2 separate regions of the Homo sapiens genome follow, and region 2 is linked to region 1. Evidence: chromatin contacts called from ENCODE Hi-C or POLR2A ChIA-PET data. All regions are on one chromosome and are shown on one strand. Each heading gives the region's core, a stretch centred on a gene start or an enhancer-like site at or near the end of the contact. The rest is flanking DNA. Distances are from core to core; before and after follow the strand shown.

The links. Hi-C counts contacts between places; a loop is a spot of excess contacts on that map. ChIA-PET counts read pairs that join two places held with the same protein, here RNA polymerase II (POLR2A). Pooled maps may share reads with other maps.
Region 2: a loop to region 1 is called in a pooled map, with 2.1 times the contacts of the local background. The contact joins the promoter of ZNF24TR here to the promoter of ZSCAN30 in region 1. A Hi-C loop is called at or near these places in 1 of 50 pooled maps. POLR2A ChIA-PET finds 5 or more read pairs at or near these places in 4 of 52 experiments (HEK293T, MCF 10A, activated CD4-positive, alpha-beta T cell and 1 more).

Annotation. Positions count from the first base shown.
Region 1 is chr18:35,288,394-35,292,033 of GRCh38, reverse strand. It overlaps ZSCAN30 (zinc finger and SCAN domain containing 30), which reads left to right and starts at 1,805. Exons shown (of 4, transcript NM_001112734.4): 1 at 1,805-1,950. It also overlaps the pseudogene ZNF271P. RefSeq lists an enhancer at 1,529-1,688.
Region 2 is chr18:35,465,308-35,468,947 of GRCh38, reverse strand. ZNF24TR (ZNF24 transcription regulator) reads left to right here and starts at 1,783. Exons shown (of 3, transcript NR_186612.1): 1 at 1,783-2,621. INO80C (INO80 complex subunit C) reads left to right here. Exons shown (of 5, transcript NM_194281.4): 5 at 206-615. The coding sequence ends at 337.

The DNA of each region.
Region 1 (3,640 bases), core at 556-3,055:
AGATGAAACACAAACATAGGTATGAAAAGAGCTTGCCTTCTCTGACTGGAAACAAGCTGTCCTGTGAAAAAGTCCAGCGTCACCTGCTGAAGACATGAGGACTCAAGCCATAGCCGGCACTAACAGTTTGACATTGAGACAACGTGATTGAAACCATCTTAGACCCTGGCCCCAGTAGAGTCAGCCTTGAGATGACTGCAAAATGACCCCAGAAAAGACCAAGAGAAAAAAAAATGCCCAGGTGAACCCAGCTCAAGTTGATGACCTACAGAATCATAAGAAATAATGTGGTTTAAGAAGTCTGATGTTTTAGGTCACTAAATTTTGGGGTTCTTTATTCTGGAGTAATACATAGATACAAATCTCAAAATAACTTCAAGGTATGAAGTACTATGCACTTGAAAAGTGAGGAAACAGAATCGTAAAATATATGAGTAACTTACTGGAGCCAGTTAAGTGACAAAACTACTGTTTGAATCTAGGTTGTCAGACTCCAGAACTTTTAACTATGCCCCTACAGTAGATAAGAAAAATGACCAAAACTGACAGATTAGCAATGAGGTCATTATACAGGGAAAAATGAATGACTTTGGGGTCTTAAAAAAGTGGAGAGAGCTGCATGAGAATTTGATCGCCAGATTTTGAAATAAAGTCATGTGACTATGCTTGGTACACTAAAGAGGTAATACTGCCTAACAGAGTTAAGGGGGATCATTTGAAGACACTAGCATAGAGTGACACCCCCTCATCCTCCCCACCCCGCCAAAGCCACTAAGAAAGATATAATACCCTGCCTCTCACCTGACAGAAGGTGGTGTTCCTGAGATTCATAATTGAACTGGATCTCCATGGGCTGCAACTGGACACCTCAGTGTGCAAGTGGAGAATTACCATTTCCTCTGTAAGCTTTTCTTGTCCACATAAAGGTCTGGGACCTGGAGGCAACTGGGCACCACTGGGCTTGGAAGGGAATCATTGTGCTGACTACAGATGTAATCTCTGAGACTAGACCACCAGAAAAATCCTCAAGATATAAAAGAAGGAGAAAACAAAAAATCTCATTTGACTTCCAGTTGCTTTTCTCTCAGAATGTATTAGGCTTCCTCCCCATCATCCAAGAGCCAGGGATTAACCCACTTAAGACACACATTCCCCATTCCAAGTCTAGAGATGTTCAAACAAAATTAGGGGTTAATGCTACCAAAAAAAGGTATAACTGGAAAGATAACGCAGAGAGGGGAATTTTACAGTGAATTCTAGTGGTTAACACTATGTTATTCGCTGCCCTTCCTATCCAAAAATGACACTACTGATCATTTTTCTTCCTTTTGCTTTTACAACATTCACAAATTCAGGTGGCTCTTTCCCAGTACGGTAGGCTGATTCGTATGGATGCACCACGGTTGGTGACTCCCCCCACCCCACAGAGTTTCTGGCGTTCATTCGGTTGAACCCAAGGCCAGCAAGGGCTGACTGGGAACAAACCGAACACTAGGCCGTGAACCAATCGTCTCTCCGTGCCCGGGAGCGACCCCGGGGGCCTTCACTCTCCAAGGACTCGAGAAACCATGCACAGTTTCCTGCTCGTTAGGCAAGATCACCCGGAACTCCTCTGCTATCCGCGAGCCGACATCACCCTTACCTCGACTTGGTCACCGGACCGCTGTGAAGCCTCACACCCGGCGAACCTGCCATCGCCCTGTCCGCTCTAGGAATCTGGGAGGAGTGCTCAGCTCTATGGCGCTTCACCGCGCAGGCGCAGGGCGGGGGTGGGGCACCGGGTGACGGAGGGCTGCCGAGAATTAACCCCCGAACCGCCGCGAGCTGTCCCTAGCAGTGCCTTAGCCAGGGACCTGCTTGGCCAGCGACAGATCCTTTGCTGCTCTGTCTGCCGGTTCTTGAGGTGAATGTCGGAATCCATTATCTTTCGGGAAAGCTCTCTGGGGCAGGGTAGGTTTTCTTACTACATACAAGTTCTTAATTAGTTATCGTTTTTTAAATAACCACCCCTCCCCCTATCGCTTATCTGATTCGTAGGTATGCTTTAATTCTAACTTTCTTCCTGTCCTCTCTGGTTTTTCACACCCCCAGAAGAGTAGCGCGCATCAGAATCACCTGGAGGCCTTGTTAAAATACTGACTTCTGCCCCACAACTCCGGAGTTGCTGATTTAGTAGTGGGGGAGGGGGCGGTGGCAGCCCAGGTTCTCAGGTGATCCTGAAGCTGTTGGTCCTGGGACCACATTTTGAGAACCACTGCCCAAGAAATAAGTGATGCTCAGTAATTAATCCCTGAATTAACGGAAAGTTGGATTTTTATCTACTTTGCAATCTAGAAAGGGTACGAGGTCTATTTAAGGTTTGCTTGCTAGAACAATTCTCACTGATCAGGGTGAGAAGGACCCGAAATGGAGGGTGCGGGGTAATCAGGGTAGGAAAGGATATTGCTGTGTTCATGGAAATATCTTGGGAAATGAGGAGTTGGGACCTCATTTCTGTTGAGACCAATGAGACGTGTGACTTGGTTTAAGCTGTCCGGTGGGGAAAGGAAGAGGTTTGAGAAAATGGTGGGTGGCTAAGTGGTAGTTGAGGTGGAGGAAGAGGGCTTCCTGTCCCAGCCCAAGTCCCTGTTGGGATATATGAAATTTAGGGATGTATGACTAAGCCCTTAATATAACCGTAAGAGGAAAGAGATGTGGGAACTTGAGTCCAACCCTCCCAAGTAGGGAGTGCAGATAGTTTTAAAAAAACAGCTTTCTTTTTGGCCAGGCGCAGCTTAGGCCTGTAATCCTAAAACTTTGGGAGGTTGAGGCAGGTGGATCACCTGAGATCAGGAGTTGGAGACCAGCCTGGCCAACAAGGTGAAACCCTGTCTCTACTACAAATACAAAAATTAGCTGGGCATGGTGGTGTGCGCCTTTAATCCCAGCTACTTGGGAGGCCGAGTCAGGAGAATCGCGTGAACCCATGAACCCAGGAGGCGGAGGTTGCAGTGAGCCGAGATTGCGCCACTGCACTCCAGCCTGGGTGACAAAGCGAGACTTTGTCTCAAAACAAAACAAAACAAAACAAAACAAAACAGCTTTATTGAGGTATAACTGACATAAACAGCAAATATTTAAAGGATATAATTTGATAAGGCTTGTTAAATGAATACAGCTGTGGAACTATCACTGCAATCAAAATAATATGTTTATTACATCTAAACCCCAAAAGTTTCCTCCTGCCCGTTGGTAAGCCTCTCTCCCAATGCCCCCTCCACTGGTCAGCTGTTACTAGAGATTAGTTTGCATTTTCTAGATATTTATTTAAATGGAATCATACAGAATGTCCTTGTTTTTGTCAGAGTTGTTTCACTAAGCTTTTATTTTGAGATTTATCTTTATTGCTGTGTGTATCAATAGTTAATTTTTGTTGCTGAATAATATTCCATTGTATGTATATACCACAGTTTGTTTATCCAATCACCAGTTCATGGGCATTTGGGTTATTCCAGGTTTTTACTGTTACAAGTAAAGCTGAGAACATTCATGTACACACGTCTTTATATGGACATATGCTTTTTTCCCCCTCTCTCATGGTAGATGTACATTTAATGTTTAAAAAAACCCACACTACTTTTCAGAGTGGCTGTATCATTTT
Region 2 (3,640 bases), core at 534-3,033, 180 kb before region 1:
CGTCCATACCCTGAAGTGTTTCTAGAGTCTGGGAAGGTTAATGAGCCTGTGCCACAGTGAGTGATTTAGTGTTCTTGGTGGCAGAGTAAGACATAATGAAAATATATATCACTTTCAGTGAAATAGAAAAAATTTTTAAACTTGAACTTAAAATATCCCTACCAGCAAAAACTTTCTGCCCTTCCCTGTGCCTCTTTTCACCCAGGCCAACTACACAGACCCCCAGAGCAAACTGCGGTTCAGCACCATTGAAGAGTTTTCCTACATTCGGAGGCTGCCCTCTGACGTCGTCACCGGCTACCTGGCCCTGAGGAAGGCCACGAGCATCGTTCCCTGAGCCCCAGAAAGGGAGATGAAGTGGAAAGCTGTTTCAAAAACAGACTCTGGACTCATGATTTTGTTTCACGGAAACAAACTCGTTCTGCTGTCAATCTGAAAATGCCAGTGCTGTGCCTTGGAAAGAATGTTTGGCTTTAATTTAAGGGTTTTTTTTTTTTTTAGTGTGTGTTTTCCCTCCAAGTGTGATATTTCCTGCTGAATTAAATTATACTTCAGTTGTTGCCTCAAGTAAAGGTGTTTGACAAGAAGATACAATAAAACCATACTTTTCATTTATCCCAAGTCCCTGAATTTTTGTTTTAAAGTGGTGAACCCCGTATAACACATTTAAAGACTCTGCAGTGAATCCACAACAGGTCTGGATTACTTCTAATCCTGGTGACCCCCCTTTTAGAGCATGTTAGTCTTTGTCTCTGATCAGAATGCTTAGAAGAATTCCAAAATTGGGTCCAGAGAAGAAAGAGGCAAGTAGTTTGTTCTGTCCCACTGGGCTGGTTCTCACATGTGCCTCTGCCTCAGATCGGCCTCCCCTCATCTTTGGAGGTGTGGAGTACCAGCATTGACACTCTGTCCCAAAAGGGCTTTTGTCTTGGTACAGGATGCCACCCCTCTGGCTGCAGCCTGCTCCAGAAAGGGAGTGTTTGCATCTCCATCCTCCAAGAAGAGGAAGCATTTTCTTGGCCGGGGAAAGGAGAGTGTCGAGATAAGTCCTGGGCCTCTCTGGGCCCTATACCCGCATTTCCCCAGGGAGGACAGTGGAAACAGGCCCTGGGGCTTCTGGACCACAGCTGCCTCTGCTTTGGGGAATTAGGCACCAGGTGTCCTTTCTCTCTGGGGAAAGCCCTTCTTCAGGCTTAGAGAAAATAAAACAAAGCAAGTCAGCTGGGAGAGCAGCCTGTGCAAGTGGCAGCTGCCTGGAACCAGGCTCCTTTTCCTCCAGGTTGGCAGCCCCAGCATCCTTCAGCACCTTCCCAATAACAAACCGAGAGCGGGAGAGGTGCTGTGGGGCCTCCCCCTGCCTCCATGACAAGGGACCTGAAAGGATGGCCAGAAGAGGTGGGGGCCTTTCCTAAGCCCACAATCACCGAGCAAGCATCAGAGTCACCTGGGAGCCTCCTGTGACACAGATTAGGGAGCCTGTCTCCCTGAAGTACCTGATCAGTAGATGGTCTGGGGTGGGGCCCAAGAATTTGCATGTTTGCTTTGATGATGCTTTGAGACCCACTTTGATGAAGCTTTGAGACCCATTTTGCTGATGAAATCAATGGTCTCTGAAAGACCAGAGGCTGCTGTTTGGTTTCCGCTTGTACTTCCTGCCAGATGTCAGCCTAGGAAAAACGCCAGCTTCCGTTTTGGTAGAAGCAAGGAGGGAATGAGCCAAGGGTCCTTCCTGCTTCGCTTCCACCTTCTATTGTACAGAGAAAACTTGGGGCAGGTCCACTTCTTTTCCATGAAGGTCCCCAATTGGGCAGTGCCCTGAAATCACTTCTAATGCTGATGCTAGGCAACACCTCAGACCTACTGCTCAGACCCTCCAGGGGCAGGGCCCAGGATTGAAGAGGGAAGCCCTGCTCCACACGTGTTCATCAGGAAGGACCCACAGACTGCTGCTCCTGGAGGCCTCTCGGTTTATGGATGTGTGTTTGTTCCATAAACCCTCAGAGGGTCACCTGGAGACCCGCTAAAATGCAGGTTCTTGGGCCACATCCTAGACCTTCTGACCGACCCAGGGAGTGGGGCCCAGGAAGCTGCATTTGACAGATATCCCCGTGTGATCATCATGCACACAGGAGTGAGAGAACCAGTGTTCTCCCCGGGCAGAAGGGAAGCTCGTGTGCAGGACACCTCACACCTCCTTTCCCATTCCCCTGCCAGGCTCTCCCTGCTGACATTGTTTTTGCGGGAGAGCTGTGAATTCTGAAGATTAGGTTGCTTCTCACCCCAAGCTCCAGAAGTCCAGGCTGAGCCAAACCAAGCTTCAAGTTGTGAGTATTTTGAATAATGAGCCCTTGCTCATTAACTGATCCTGTACTGAAATAGCCCTTGCTGTCCATGCTGTACCCCGGTGGTTCTCAGGCCGGGCTGCACGTTAGAATCACCTGTGTGGGTGGGGGGTGTCCAGGAGGGGGATGGTGAGGGAGGTTTAAAAATACCCAGAGATTCTGATTCCACTGGCCTGTGCAGGGGCCCGGACATAGTATTTTGAACTCCCAAGATGCTTCTAATGTGCAGCCAGCGTTGAGAACATTTGCTGTAACTATGAAGAGAATATTTCATGTAAGGTACATTTTCTTATTCTCAGATCAGCTGGCTCTTTCCATCCCAGGCCATGAGCAAATTGCAAGGGGTTTCTTTGGGATGTGTGTGCATGTATGTGTGAATTTAGAGTTCCTTTTTACATGGCATCCCACACTGGAGTCAACTATGAATGCCATTGCAGATTCCTCCCTCTTCATTCCTACATCACCCTCTTCCTCTTCTACTTGGCTCCAATCCTGCTTCAGGATCACCTCATACCCTGCCTGACACTTTCAGTGTCCTCCTGACAACTTTGAATGACTTTGTTCATCACGGCATATCTACTGGTCATTTGCCTCTGATAAGAGGTCAGTTCTGGTATTGGTCTGCAGGATCCAAAAGAAAAACTCAGACACTTTAAGAGAAAAACAATTAGCTGGACTTGAGAAATCCTCTTAAGACCAAACTCAGGTCCAGTCTGCTCTGACTGGAGTTTGACTCTTTCTTAATCTGGTATTAGGCATGGTTTAAAACGACCTGTAACGTTGAAAATATGCTCTTCAGAGCCAGAAGGCAGTCCCTGTAGGTGAGGGGGACCCATTTTCCCCCATCTCCCAAGTTAAAGCATGGATCTGTCCAAATTTTAAATGTGTTTCATGATTGATTTGGCACCTGGTGGAGGGCTAAACATGTTTGCAGTAAGAAATCTCTTAATTTCTGAATCCATAGTCATTGGAAAAAGATACCAGATATTTGTTACTCTTTCCAGTGACTGTAAATTGGGAGAGTTTAACTTAGTAAAAATAAAGGGTAACGAAAGAAATCAATGGACTATGGAACTTGACCCCATTATCAAATAGGACAGATATCCTGGGGAGAGATTACAAATTATGCCCTCTTACAAATGCATGAAACAATAGTGTCATTTAAAATAATATTCTATCTGATGGGAATGTGTGGGCCTTATTTGGATCCTCATTCAAACAACAACAAAAAAAACTTTAAAATTTTGAGACATTTGGGAATCTGATATATTTTGATATTTGATAATATTTTGGAATTC